Regions from separate parts of the Mus musculus genome. Here regions 2 and 3 are each linked to region 1. Evidence: chromatin loops called from intact Hi-C (ENCODE). Cell type or tissue: left cerebral cortex. All regions are shown on one strand.

What was found. A loop is a pair of places that touch in the nucleus more often than their neighbours do. Peaks named below come from ENCODE experiments on the same cell type or tissue, not always from the same donor. Only the 100,000 strongest peaks of a DNase experiment are listed, where the experiment ranks them.
Region 2: a loop joins it to region 1, with 4 times the contacts of the local background. A loop is called at or near these places in 30 of 42 quality-filtered maps.
Region 3: it touches region 1 in a loop (4-fold over the local background); 17 of 42 quality-filtered maps call a loop at or near these places.

The regions. Positions count from the first base shown.
Region 1 is chr9:65,281,287-65,286,286 of GRCm38, reverse strand. No RefSeq gene overlaps it. Among named protein-coding and RNA genes, the nearest start is that of Clpx, 10 kb to the left of the region's middle. In left cerebral cortex, CTCF peaks have their summits at 2,620, 2,819 (motif pointing right) and 4,352 (motif pointing left); DNase peaks (open chromatin) are centred at 2,800 and 4,570; H3K27ac peaks cover 1,324 bases.
Region 2 is chr9:65,223,928-65,228,927 of GRCm38, reverse strand. It overlaps Parp16 (poly (ADP-ribose) polymerase family, member 16), which reads right to left. Exons shown (of 7, transcript NM_177460.4): 3 at 2,738-2,875. Among named protein-coding and RNA genes, the nearest start is that of Parp16, 12 kb to the right of the region's middle. In left cerebral cortex, CTCF peaks have their summits at 2,925 (motif pointing left) and 2,952 (motif pointing left); a DNase peak (open chromatin) is centred at 2,871.
Region 3 is chr9:65,139,056-65,144,055 of GRCm38, reverse strand. It overlaps Igdcc3 (immunoglobulin superfamily, DCC subclass, member 3), which reads right to left and starts at 2,902. Exons shown (of 14, transcript NM_001357257.1): 1 at 2,503-2,902. The coding sequence starts at 2,641. In left cerebral cortex, a CTCF peak has its summit at 3,100; DNase peaks (open chromatin) are centred at 1,907, 2,290, 2,475, 2,922 and 1 more place; H3K4me3 peaks cover 1,850 bases; H3K27ac peaks cover 318 bases.

The sequences.
Region 1 (5,000 bases):
AAAGTAACTGAGGAAGACTCATGATGCCAATTGGGGGGGGGTGCTACTTGTGCATCTATACCTATATAAACATGCACACACATGCACACCACACCACACATATACCTGGAAAACGAGAATGGTTTCACATCTATATGTTGCAGTTGGCAGCACCTGAATTTGACTGGCCAAGCCTTTTAGACCCTCGGCTCAGACGTAAGTCTCCCGTGTGAGTTCCCCATTTCTTCTGAATTTCCCTCTTCAAATGATAGAGTGAACTTTTAGGGTTTGCAGAATCTCCACCCCTTACCCAGAAATATGTCACTTCAAGGGTTAAAACTGCTGTTTCATTAAGACAGTGACTGCAGCAGACCCTCTTTGGTCCCTTTCTGCATGGAACGAGTCTCTGGTTGCAGGTGGACAAGGAGTTGGCAGGAATTGACAGACTCAACACTAGGGAGTGTCGATCTGAATGTAATTTGTCAAATCGAGCATCAAACTTTTTATAGGAAGTAGGGAAGTTGGGTGACACACTGGCAAGGTACAAAGAGGTTACTGGATTCTTACACAAAACAGAGGAATGCAAACACAGAAGGACTGGCAGGAACCAAGTGGGATAAAAATTCAATGTTAACAACTGGCATCAAAAACAGCTCCAGCTGGGCGTGGTGGCGCACGCCTTTAATCCCAGCACTTGGGAGGCAGAGGCAGGAGGATTTCTGAGTTCGAGGCCAGCCTGGTCTACAAAGTGAGTTCCAGGACAGCCAGGGCTATACAGAGAAACCCTGTCTCAAGGAAAAAACAAAAAAACAAACAAACAGGGGCTGGAGAGATGGCTCAGCGGTTGAGAGCACTGATTGTTTTCCCAGAGGTCCTGAGTTCAAATCCCAGCAACCACATGGTGGCTCACAACCATCCGCAATGAGATCTGATGCCTTCTTCTGGTGTGTCTGGAGACAGCTACAGTGTGCTCATATACATAAATAAATGATTCTTTAAAAACAAACAAACAAACCAAACCAAACCAAAAAAAACAGCTCCACCTAAGGTCCACTTAATCTTAGAAGCGGGGGGTGGGGGGTGGGGGGGGTTCCTGCCCTTGCCAAAGTTCCTACTCTAGTCTCTTGTATAGTCTACCTTCCCCCTAGGCCATTGTAAATACTTGTGTATGGGTATAACTCAGCTATCTATAGTTCTAAATATCTACTCTGGTTCCTTTTTAGGTCACAAACTTCCTTCTTCCTAGATAATGGTAAATTTCTGTGTAGGGCAGTGACTTAGCTATCCATGCCCAAGGTCGGATCAAGGACTGCGTAGAATCTAATTTAGCTATATGTCAAAATATCAATCCTTAGGAGCACTTGTAATAAAGCAATATTAAGGGAAAGCACGCAGATCCAACTAAAGCAAAGACATTGGAGCATTCGTTATACAGGATGCCACGATTCCAGGAGACTAAGTTTCCATGAACTTTTCGCCTCGGGACAGAGCTCAGGTTTTCGGGGCCTGTCGTGCTTGTCACTACTGGAGTGGATGTAGAAAGTGACCTGCCAGTCTCCTCTGAAAATCACCCTCTGGGGGTGTGATTCCGTGATTAAGAGTGATTCCCATTAGTTCCGAAGACCCAGGTTCAGTTCCTAGCATCCAGTCAGTCAGCTTGCAGCTGCCTACTCTAACTCCAGCTCCAGGAGATCAGACACCCTATTCTGACCTCTAAAGATACCTATACACACTTGGAATATAGTGACACACACACATGCACACACCCCTGTAATCCCACTACTGGGTAAACAGAGACAAAAGGACTGAAAGTCTAAAGTCAGCCAGGACCACAAAGCAAGCTCCCATATCAAGAGAAGAGGCACGCAGGTATTGGTTTAAATACACTTAAGCCCCTGCCCCAAAGTTATTTGATAAATACTCTAGACTAGGACTCAGAAGAAATTTTATTTATTTAAGACGGGGCCCCAGGTAGCACAAATTAGTCTCAAACTTTCTGTACAGTGGGAGATGACCTTGAACTTCTGATCTTCTTGCCTCGACCTCCCCAGTACTGACATTACAGGCAACAGCTACTGTGCCTGCTTTTCTTGATGCTAAGAAACAAGGGCTTCACTCTACCAACTGAGCTACATCCCCACCTCAGGAACCTGTTTTCTAAGAATTTTTATTTCGTTTTATGGTATGTGTATTGGTGTTTTGCCTGCATGTATGTCTGTATGACAGTGTCAGATTCCTAGAACAGGAATTACAAAGAGCTGCCATGTGAGTGCTGGATATTGAACCCAGGTCCTCAGGAAGAGCAGTCAGTTCTCTTAACTGCTCAGCCAACTTTCTAGCCCCAGGAATCTATTTTCTTTTCTTCTTCTTCTTCTTTAAAAAAAAAAAAGATTTATTTATTTTATGAGTATACTGTCACTCTCTTCAGACACACCAGAAGAGGGCATCAGATCCCATTACAGATGGTTGTGAGCCACCATGTGGTTGCTGAGAATTGAACTCAAGACCTCAGGAAGAGCAGTCAGTGCTTTTAACAACTGAACCACCTCTCCAGTCCCAAGAATCTATTTTCTATTGCTAGAACTATGGAATGCTTATTTGAAGTAAGCTGTGTCTCCACTTTGATGATACCAGCCTGCGTTTTTCTAAGATCTCTCTTAAGGCTTTTTCCCACCAGGGTCATGTCCATCCTTTGTGTCAGAGATGAAGGAGATGAAGCACTCTCCACCCTCCAGTGGCAGTGAGTGCTTTGGGCTGAAGGTAACCTCAGAAAGTGAGACAGGGGGCTCTATCGTCCTGCTGTTTTTAGAGAGATGGTCAGTAGGTGGCACTAATTTACCACTCTTCCCTCCAGTCTGTGTGAGAGGAAGTAGTTCTTGGAGTTAACCCAGTGGAACACCAGTATCACAAATTTTGGAGATAGTTCCAGGAAACATTTGTTTGATTTTTGGGTTTTTTTTTGGGGGGGGGGGGCGTTGCTTGTTTGTTTTTGGTTTTTCAAGACAGAGTTTCTTTGTGTACCTCTGGCTATCCTGGAACTATGTTGTAGACCAGGCTGACCTCAAACTCACAAAAATCTGCCTGCCTCTGCTACCTGAGTGCTGGGATTAAAGGCCTGTGCCATCACTGCCCAGGTTTTTTGAAAAATTTAAAGGGCACAGATATTGGGTGGAAATGTTTTCAAGTTGGGACTGGAGTGAGAAGGAAAAAAAATGTTTTCACACATGAGGACCAAAATGAAGCATTCCAAATAACTAAAAACAAAGTTGGAGGATTCCTAGTTTCCTTCTTTCAAAACTGCAGAAGGCCAGCAGGATTGTAGTAGACAGATAAAGCAAAGGAATAGACTGGTAAGTTCATAGATAAGGTTGTTTAAGGCCCATTGATTTTCATCAGAGCTGCCAAGACCCTTCAATAAGGAGTTTTTCACCAAATGGTGCCAGGTCTGCAAGATAACCACATGCAAAAGAATGAAGTGAGATTCATCCTTTTACTATATATGAAAGCCAAGTCAAAATGGCTCAGAGACAAGGGCTGGGGTGTAACTCTCATGGTATGGTGCCTAATATGCACTGAGCTCTGGGTTTGATTCCCCAGCACTGCATAAAATGGGGTGTTGTCTCTAAAGTTCTCTAAAGCCCCATAGATTCTGTTCTTGTCCCCTCTAGGTAGCTTCCCGTCTGTACCTTTTCCTACTGCTATGCCACATATATATCCTGGTAAGAGTCACTCAGTACTGAGCGGTTAGCCAGCACAGCACTGGCTGAGAATAAAAACTCAGGGCTTTGCTGAGGTGAACGTTTATTTGGTCCAGAAAATAAGCAGACTCCACAGTGGAGAGGATCAAGCCACGAGCCAGTGGCTGTTCTGTGCTTGCTTGTTTGTTTGGTTGTGTTGGGAAGGAACCTGGGACCTTGTGCATGCCAGAGACATTTCTACTTGATTATAAACTGCACCCACAGGAGCTAGGCAGATGCTGACCCGAGAAAGCAAATCCAACACAGCACAATGATGGCCAAAGGTGCTCAGACTGACCAGGGGAACATGGATTTTTGTTCTGATACTAAATGGTGCCCTATCTTCCTCCAGCCCTCCGTGACCTGTTTCCTGACAGTTTTGGAGTAGTTGGTAGAAAAAGAAAGAAAACCATCTCATCCCAACTGTGCTTCCCATCTCCTGGTTGGTTGGTTTTGATTTTTCAAGCAGGAGCTTATGTGCTCACGCTAGCCTCGAACTTACTTCGAAGCTTAGGCTGCTCTTGAGTTCCTGATTCTCCAGCTTCCTCCCAAATGCTGAGATCCAGTATAGACTAGTGTGCTAGCCCGCTCTCTCCCTCCCCTGCCATCTGTTGATGCTCCAGGGTTGCTCTGACACCACCTACTGGCCCTTGGTTTACTATTTTAAACCCTTTAAACCAAAACTAAATCCTGTCCCTGAAGACCAGTTGTTTCACTCCAGGGGCAGGTGTTACCCACAGCAGAGGCCTGCAGTCTAGAAAAACAGGGTGTCTGTAGAAGGCTTGAAAGCAAAGAAAGAGAACGTCTGTCATTTAGAGCAAGGTCAGCCAGACCAGCTAGAGGAGACAACAGAATTGGGAGAAGCCAGAGGACCACTTGGCCAGAATCCTAGGCCAGCTATTGTATAATCTCCTTCATGCTGGAAAAAAGAGACAAAAACTGGGACATATTTTAAGCCTTGCTCAGGAGCCCAGAACAGACTCATAACTCCAGGAATCTCTGCTTTTCTCTGAAAATGGAAAATGTGAGCTAAGGGAACAAACGTAACAGATGGAGCTGCCCAGCTCTGTAATGTTGGGACACTGGACCTTGTACCACCTTGGTCCCATTTTCTACAGCCCCTGTGCTCGGAGCATCTGGTGTAATTTAAAGGCTGAAGGATTGCATGGTGGCCTCAGAGTCAAAGCACAGGATGCGCGTTTATCAAAGCTCTGGCTTTGCTGGGCTGCTAGCAAGAACAAATCAAATATAAAGGAACACACATTCAGGACTGGGGGATGGAGC
Region 2 (5,000 bases), 57 kb after region 1:
CAGGAGGACTGCCATGACTTTATAGTCACCATAGGCTACATATTGAAACTTTGTACCAAAAACCAAAAGCAGAGGGTTGGAGAGATGGCTCAGAGGTTAAGAGAGCACTTGCTGTTCTTGAAGAGGACTGACTGTCTTATTCAGGGTTTGTATTCCTGTACAAACATCATGACCAAGAAGCAAGTTGGGGAGGAAAGGGTTTATTCAGCTTATACTTCCACACTGCTGTTGATCACCAAAGGAAGTCAGGACTGGAACTCAAGCAGGTAAGGAAGCAGGAGCTGATGCAGAGGCCAATGAGGGATGTTCCTTACTGGCTTACTTCCCCTGGCTTGTTCAGCTTGCTTTCTTATAGAACCTAAGACTACCATCCCAGGGATGGCACCACCCACAAGGGGCTCCCCCCACCTTGATCACTAATTGAGAAAATGCCTTACAGCTGGATCTCATGGAGGAATTTCCTCAACTGAAGCTCCTTTCTCTGTGATAACTCCAGATGTGTCAAGTTGATACAAAACTAGCCAGTACAAGGACAGGGATTCAGTTCCCAGCATCCACAAGTTAGCTCACAACCATCTGTAACTATAGTTCCAGGGGATTTGACACCCTGGTTGGTCTCCTCAGGCATCAGGCATGGACATGGCATACATATATACATGCATGCAGGAAAAACACTCATACAACTAAAACAAAATAAATACATCTTTAAAATAAAAACAGGCTGCAGTGCTCTAGGGAGTACAGCTGATCCTTGCATGAGGCAGATCAAGATCAATACTGGCATGGTGAAGTGACTACTCAAAGAAGGGGTGTGTGAGAACGGAGCAAGGCAGCAAGAAGAAAAGGTTAGAAACATGAAGGTTGAAGATGGTGACAACTATGCCATGGGGGGGGGGGGGTGCTGGAAAGATGGCTAGTGGTTAGGAGCACTGACTGCTCTTTCAGAGGTCTTGAGTTCAATTCCCAGCAACCACATGGTGGCAAAACCATCTGTAACGAGATCCGATGCCCTCAGTTTCTGAAGAGAACAGCATACTCATATACATAAAATAAATACATCTTTAAAAAGAAGAAGAAGGAGGAAGAGGAGGGGGAGGAGGAGGAGAAGGAGGAGGAGGAGGAGGTGGTGACGGCAGAGATCCTACAAGAGTTCCGGATGATGATCCCAGACTGCCAGCACCAGTTAGAGGCTGCATATATATCCATACTCAGATATTAGAAAGTGGAGAAGACTTAGAAGAAGAGAAGGAGTATAAAGAAACACATGTAGTGCTGGATTCAGCAAAGTTAGAAGCCTGAAGATTTTCTGTACAAGGTGTTTTTTGCATTAAATCCTGGGGTCCATTCAACAATTCTTTTTGTTTGTTTGTTTGTTTTCGAGACAGGGTTTCTCTGTGTAGCCCTGGCTGTCCTGGAACTCACTCTATAGACCAGGCTGGCCTCAAATTCAGAAATCCACCTGCCTCTGCCTCCCAAGTGCTGGGATTAAAGGCATGTGCCACCATGCCTGGCAAAGATTTATTTATTTATTTTATGTAAGTACACTGTAGCTGTCTTCAGACACCCCAGAAGAAGGCATCAGATCTCATTACGGATGGTTGTGAGCCACCATGTGGTTGCTGGGATTTGAACTCAGGACCTTCGGAAGAGCAGTCAGTGCTCTTAACCGCTGAGCCATCTCTCCAGCCCCCATTATTTTTGACCACTGTCTTTAGTAATATGAAAATGTGATTCTTTTTATGCAGTTGCATATAATTTTTTTGTATAATGTGTCAAATAAATGAATTCATCTAAAGAAAAATTTTTTAACGTTTTAAATTGAGGGCCAAACAAGATGGCTCAGTGGGGAAAAAAAGATGCTTGCCACCAAACCTGACAACTTGAGCTCAATCCCAGGACCTCCATGGTAGAACAAGAAGTTGTCCCCTGACCTCTACACACATACTGCCCCCCAATGTAAAAACATTATATTTTAAAATTCAATGCTTATTTGAAATTGCTTAGCTCAGTAGCAGCACAGAGAAGCGCCCCACTGTTGCATCAGAGGACAGAACACCACACGATCTACTCTGGACCTTGTTATCCCAGCCTGTCCCTGAGAGCTTCCACCCAGGCAAGGATGCCTAAATTTTAGGACATCTGGCTTCTGCCAGAAACTGTGCTGAGGTAACATCTTTTCTGTCACTGGTCCTCTGGGAGAAGACTATGGCCTTACCTTATAAAAGGTAAGTGACTGGAATGGGATTTGAACCCTAAAACTTAAGGATCCTACTACTATATAGGATACTTTTTTGTTTAACAGCTGGACTAAGCCAATTCTTCTCCTTGCTCATCCCCTCTCTTTCCCCTTCCCCCTCCCCTCCCTTCCCCTCCAGTGCTCAGGATAGAAGTCAAGACCTTGTGTATGGCTAAGCAAGTGTTCTGCCATGGAGAGACATTCCTAAGGCATGGATGGACCCGTCCCGTCACTTAACAGAAATACCTGCAAAGAGAACATCTGCCCCACTAACGTACACCATAGTTATCCAAGTTTATAGGTGAGGAGACCCATGCCAAACCACACAGCGGAACGGTCCACGGTGTACGTACGTTCCTGAGTTCTCCAGACATACGATGAGAATCTCTGACTGTGACACCCATGAATCTGAATTTCAACCAGCTGCCCAGTGGTGAGCATCGGCGCTGTCACAAAGCAGCCAACCTTGAGAACCTGTGACCCTATACATCAAAGTCTTACCTCTGCCTTCTTGGCACTGTGGATTGTCAGGATCTTGGAGGATAAAATCCAGCTCACCAGGTCCCAGGCCTGTTTGTCTGTGTCTCTGGAAGACTGTAGAAGTTCCTTCAAGTTGGGTAACCTGCCAGTGTCCGCAAGCTGAAAGGAGAAAGGACCTCCATTAGCAAGAATCCCAAATAAAATGGTGATTGAACGCCCTCTAGTGGTGAGGTGGAAAACTTCACTCCTATCCGGAGGAATTTTCCAAGAGGTAATCTCCGACCTAAATAATACCAAACCCTGAAAATGTTCAGTTCTAAAAGGTTATGCTCTGTTTTATTCACTTGGCACAAAACATGACCTAAGCTGCTGCAGGTTTAGTCTCTGTCCTGTTATAACTGATGCCCTCAGCTGCAAGAATGTTACTGCGTGGGATGGCTGGAGGCGGCAGGGGTTGGGGCTGAATGAGTGGTACCCTGCCCCTCGTGAACAGAGGGGTTGGTGCTGTTCTTACTTCTTGCTCCTACGCCCTGCCTCTTCCACAACCAGTCCCTGCCCAGGCAGGAGGTCCTTTTACTGAGCATCTACTCAGTGCCAGGCCCTGTACTTCTGGGAGGCATGGAGAGGGGAATCTTGGGAAAATGGAGAAGGAAGCGAGTAATTCTTATTTAAAAGTGCTCAGGGCTGGGTTGTGAGACGGCTCAGCAGGCAAAGACACTTGCCGCCAAGTCTGACAACTTGAGTCCCATCCTCAGGACACACACAGTGGAAAGAGAGAGCTGACTCCCACACTCTGACCTCCACATGTTCACAGTGGCACAACTAACTGTATACACACACACACACACACACACACACACACACACACACAATGAAAATGAAATAAGAGTAAAGAACTCATTGCAGAGGATATACACAAAGTGGAGAGGCTGAGGCAGAAGGGTCAAGAATCAAGCAAGGCCCACCCGGGTTAGCTACCTAGTTAGTGATTTAAAAAACTGCTTGAGGGGGAGAGAGCTCAGTGGTTAAGAGCACTGACTGCTCTTCCAGAGGTCATGAGTTCAATTCCTGGCAATCACATGGTGGCTCACAACCATCAGTAATGGGATCCGATGCCCTTTTCTGGTGTGTCTGAAGACAGCTACAGTATACTCATACACATTAAATAAATAATTCTTAAAAAAAATAAAATAAAAAATGGCTTGAACTATATGGTAAAACAGACATAAATAAATAAATAAATAAATAAATAAATAAATAAAATAAAGTTAGGGTTGTGTCTCAACAGTAGGTTGCTTGCCTAGCACACACAAGACCCTGGGTTTAATCCCCAGTATTGGAAAATAATAATATTCTGTAGTCAGGCTGGGAAGCACCCCCTGTAATCCCAGACACAAGAGCCCAAGACAGGAAGGTTGCTGTGAGTTTGAAGCCAGTTTGGGCAACAAAGCAAGATGCTACCTATAACACAAAAGAAAAGAAGTAAGAGGCCCCATGCTTGACACTCAGCTCTGCATTGAACCGCAGAACAACACCTGGTATACAGTAGATACAAAGGATTAGAAGTTCAAGGTCATTCCTGCAAGTTTGGCATCAGCCTGGGGATCCAGAGATCCATAAGGCTCTATCGTGAAAAAAAAAGGAAAGGAGGAAGAAAAGGAAGAACGGCAAAGAGAAGAAGAAAAAAAAAAGAATAACGAAGGACACTCGACTTCCTCTTCTCTTCTGGGGTCATATTCAGTTTGTTTGTTTGTTTCTCTATTACATATCCACTAGCCCAGAGCCAGAGCCGGAGCCAGCGCTCAGCCACTTCCTTGACTTGCTAGCACTCCTGCTCTCTCACCTCATCCTGTGAGCCACAGCCCTACCTTCCACCCAGTCCTGGGCTCAGAGAGCACAAAAGAGCAGTAGTTAGACTTCTTTTGGGGGCTTCGGACAAATGGTAAAGACTCCAACCAGCTCCAATCTGGACACGGGCCCCACCCCAGCTCCACGTAGGAAGTCATCTACCAGACCCTTCCACTGCCACCTGCCCAGAGAGGACCCTGGCTGTGCCCTGCCTCCCTGGGCCTCCATCCGCCCACACTCTTGAGCCTCCTTATACAGCCCGAGGCACTTTCCACATTATTCTGCTCTATTAAGTCAAGAGTCTTCCTGTCTACATTATGTGAGTAAAACCACACAAGAAGGGATGCCAGACAAAATACAAGCTGCCCAGTTACACGGGAATTTCAGATGAGCAACAACAACATCTAAGATGATCTGGGGTGAGGGGAATGGGAGG
Region 3 (5,000 bases), 140 kb after region 1:
GTTTTACTTAAATTCAACCACTGTAGAAGAGTGAATACCATTTATACCACTCGCTCTTTCACAAATAAGAAAACCAAAACCTGGAGATGTTAGGTGACGTGCCCAGGACCTCACAATTGGTCTTTGCAAATCTGAGTCTTGGAGGGTTGGAGAGATGGCTCAGTGGTTAAAAAACGCTGGCTGCTCTTCTAGAGGACTCAGGTTCAATTTCCAGCACCCATATGGGGAACACAGCAACCATCTGTACCCAGTCTTGAGGATCTCATGCCCTCTATTGGCCTCCGTGGAAGCCAGGCGTGGAGAAGCAGATGTGTAGGGAAGAAAAGCACCCTTGCACATAAAATGAACTTAAGATTTTTAGAAAAATCAGAGCCTCAAAGGCAAGACTGAGCTCAACACTGCCTCCGCTTTCGTGATCACCCTGCACGGGCACTGAAGCCTCACAGACGTTCAGGATGGAATCTTAAAAATTCAGTGCGATCCCAGCTTCTCCTCATCAACTATTTAAATCAAGGAACAGCAATGTGGCTTGTGTCGCATGGTTGTTTGACATGATTAACAAGAGAGCACTGCAGAAAATTAAAATCCCTAAAGCAATGCGAAGGGCTGGGATGTAGCTCATTTGGTAGAATGTTTGCATAAAATCCTGGTTTCCTTCCCCAGCTGAAACCCAGCATGGTTCCCTGTAATTCCAGCACTGGTGGGATGGAGGTGTGCGGACCAAGAATTAAAGTGAGAGGCATTTTGGCTTTTCACATACAGGGGAGACAACATGTCCCCTCACTGTGATTAAAAAAAAAAAACAAAACAGTAACAATTAAGCCTTGTGTGGGCCATTCACCTTTAATCCCAGCACTCAGGAGGCAGAGTCAGGTGGATCTCTGAGTCCCAAGCCAGTCTGATCTACAGAGGAAATTCCAGGGCAGCCAGTGCTACACAAAGAAACCCTGTCTCCAAAAAAACCCTAAAAAGCAGAATGAAATAGAAATAAATCAGGTTTCTATTTGCTGGTAAAAACCTCAGAGACTTGGTCCAGTGCCTGGTAGGGAGACCCTGTATTCAGGGTACGGGCTGTGTATGGCCTGTCCTCCTTATCCCATGCTCTGGGTGTTGTTTCTTTGGCCTTTGTTATAAGGAGAGTTGGGGAATGGTAAACATCAATTTACATTTCCCAGATTTAGCAGAAAACACTTGTGTACCTAGAATCTTCACTCCTGGGTAACCTCAGGATAAAAAAGAGCGGGAGGTGAGTGTGGGAGGGATGAGTGAATCAGGGTCCAGGCAGAAGGAATAGGCTCTCATATCCCAGAGGTGACAGCAAGTCTCTCCAGCAAGTACTTTACCAGATCAGTTATGCCTTCACTCCAAGAGAAACAAGCCCTCTTGGTCTAAAGGGGCGGGCACCGAGCCCCCACCACACATTTCCAGGGAACTAGTGACCCTGGACCCGGCTCCTCCCTCGCAGACTCAAGCCCCTCCCTGCTGGGTGAGACCTAGTGGGGTGGAGGGTCTAGGCATTGCCTTCTCTGTAGCATAAGGACAGTTTAAGACACTTGAGGATCACAGTCGTTCAAATCCTTTACATCCTTCACATATCCTAAGTCTGAGCCGCCTCTTCCCCCAATCCAACCCCGCTATAGCTATCGGGGATAAAGTTTCTCTCGGGTGCAGATGCAATATTTTGCTTTTTAGGAAGGAAGGGAAGGAAAGAATAATCCAAATGTGTGTCTGCGAAGGACTTGAGACAGCGGAGGGCTTAGATCCACATCCTTCTTTGCTGAGATGAATCTTTTACAGCCCGGGAGGAAGCGACGGGTAGCCGGGAGAACCCAGGGCAGGGACTCCTAGAGAGCTCCCTCGGGGAAGGGCGGGGCCCTGGGCAGCACCGCTGGTAGGCGCTTGCCCTGGGCGACCCTTTCCTCCAGCTCTCCCAGCCCTTGGCAGGATCGCCCACTCAGTCCACCAGGAATCTTTCCTTCCTGTTCGTCGGATACCCCCGAACCCAGTCCCAGCTCTAAACCCTGGGGGATGCCTTCTCAGCCCAGTGCAGTAGAGTCCCGGACCCCGACCCCGATCTGTCGCTTCCGGCTTCGTTCGCCTCGGGCTACTCAGGGTCCCCAGCCGAGCTCTGTGCACCCGGGCTCGCCTTCCTCTGTTGGGACTCCTCCGCTCTTTCTCCTCGGGCTTGTTTCCTCCACTCCGCACTGCCAGCTTGCCTTCCCAACTCCCGCTTTGCTCCGCTCCCAGTTCCTCTGCCCAGAATCGGCATCCTGCCCTGAACCTATCCTGAGCCCCGAAGGCGTAGAAAACCGAGCCCCGGCCCTCTCCCGGGGTTCTCCCGCCGAACCCCTGCAGTCCTTCAAACTACCGGCAGCCCTGCCGGAGTGGGTTTCCCCGTGCCCGCAGCGCGCTGTCCCGCCAGGTCCCTCCAGCACGCGCTCCTAGCGCAGGTTCCCGCAGTGTCCCGGGGTCCGCCCCTCTCGCCTGGGTCCTGAGGCTCACCCAGGCTTGGCGCAGGCAGCGGCAACAGCAGCAGCAGCAACAGCAGCGGCGGCGGCGGCGGCGGCAGCAACGGCGGCAGAAACCCGGGCCGGCGCAGCGCGGGCAGGCGGCGCGGGGACGCGGTGCGCGGCTCAGCCATCGGTCTCTCGGTCCGCTGGGCTCGGCGACGCACGGCGCTACTCAGGGGGGTGGTTGGGGTCTCACGGGCTCACAGCGTCCCGCGGGGCCGGCGCCGGAGCCGGGGCCGGGGCTCGGGCCGGGGCCGAGCCCGGGCGGCGGGAGGCTGGGGCCGCATGCCGGCCTTAGCGGGGATCGGGTATCACGGAGAGCGCCGCTTGCGCCATCTTGCACCCACCGCGGCGATCTGTCAGCCGCGCCCGGGGTGCGCGCTCCGCACTCCGCCCGCGCCCGCACCGCCCTCCTCCTCTGCCCGCCGCCCCCCTCTCCTCCCCTCCCCCAGCCCCCTCTCCCTGGAGGCCGGGTCTGGGGAACAAAAGAGCCGGCGAGCGCTTTAAGCGGCCGGACATTCCCGGCTGCGCAGCGGACGCGCCCCCTGCGCTTTGAACTGCAGCGGGAGCTGCCGCGCCGACCCGGACTGCAGTAAGGTATCCGCTCCTCGTGGTCCGTCCGGACTTGAGGATCTGGGAACGTGAAGACTGTGAGAGAGGGTCCCAGCTGCGGAAAAACACGCAAAACTGAGGTGTTTGCGTCCCCCCACTTTCTCAGCGGTGTCTCTTCCACTATACCCAACTCTGTGTTTTTAAAGACAATTCCCTTAAAACTGCTCAAAGTTGTTAGACATTCGGTATCCTCTAGGTTCCTTGTCCTATTCAAGGGATGAGTTGTGTAGCTTCAAGACTGGCTTCTCAAGGCTAAGTTAGGGCACTCCCGTAGGTGAGAAGAGCACCCCTAACATAAGAGCCCCATAGAAACCCGAGATCCCTCCCAGTTCTGCCTGCTGTCCAGCCCAGTCATTCTCACTGAGTTGGTCTGAAACCTGAAGACAACACTATATTCCCTCAACTTTGCGGATCTTTAAGAGCAAGGGTCCAGGTAAATGACCTGTAGCTGGGTCAGCACACTGGAAGGTACAGTCGCCAGCAACTTCTCTTTGCTATCGTATCTGATGTCTCACATATGGGAAGACAGCTCTTCAGAGAGACATATATGTGCTGTCCAAGTTGATGTTGAGTCTTGTCTTTTTACTACTGTATGCAGACATATGTTGGGGTCCAACTTGATGGGGGAGTCCATCAAAATTACAGAGCACCCACTTAACCCTGGTAGCAGTGTCTGTCTCTGGCAGCATTTGGAGGCAAGAGTGTAATGGCTTCTCACCTCTCCTAGCCCAGGGTGGCCTTGAATCCACTTTGTAGTAGTGGGTGATCTTGGATTGTTTAATCCTCCTGTCTCCACCTTCCAAGTTCGAGGAGTACAAGTATTTGGCACCATGCTTTCATGCAGGTAAGTAAAGAAGGCTTGGTTCAGCAGGGAAAGGAACCTGCAGCCAAGCCTGACTCACCAGCATCCCTGGAACCTACATGGTTGAAAAAGAAAATGACACCCATAGGAAATTATTCTCTGACAGCGAGCCACACTTGCACCATGGCACATGTACAAACATACACACATAGACACACACACACACACACACACACACACACACACACACACACTCACACAGAGTAAATAGATAAAATGTTCTGCAATTCTCTAATTTAAATCTAATTTAAAAAACTTTCAGAGGAGTCCAGGATAATGGCACACATCATTAATCCCAGCACTTGGGAAGCAGAGGCGGGTGGATCTCTGTGAGTTCAAGGCCATCCTGATCTACATATAGAGTTTTAGGGCAGCCAAGACTACGTAGTGAGACCCTGTCTAAAACAACACAACCAAAACAAAACAAAAAGCCAAGCAGAGGTGGCATACACCTTTAATCCCAGCACTCAGGAGGCAGAGGCAGAGGATCATTGTGAATATGAGGCCAGCCTGGTCTATAGAGCTAGTTCCAGGACAACTAGGGCTACACACAGAGAAACAATGTCTTGAACCCCCACACACACAAATAAGTAAATAAATAGATAAATAAATAACAAAACAGAAAACCTTTAGGCCTCTAGTAATCAGATGTCTGTCCATGGGCAGATCTACATTAATATGAGCCTGAGAAGATAGCCTGCAATTCTGTGAGCAGAGCAGAGACCCCAGTCTGCCATTGCCACAAAAGGACTCATTGAGGAAGGGCCAGAGTGAGGCCTCTACAGACAACAGGGAAGGTAGTACTGAAGAAGGGGCCTCCTTGCGGCCTAAAGTCCTGGAATGCCCTCCTGCAGGCCTTGAATTATCAACCACCCCTTATTGGCATGTTCTGGACTCCAGAGAGGTCAAATTGGTGTCCTGAATTGCTGTCATTTTAAATTCATCTTGACAAGTGTTTAATTCTTCTTTATCACAACCCGTGGTCTGAGAGTGATATGCAAATAATGGCTATTCTG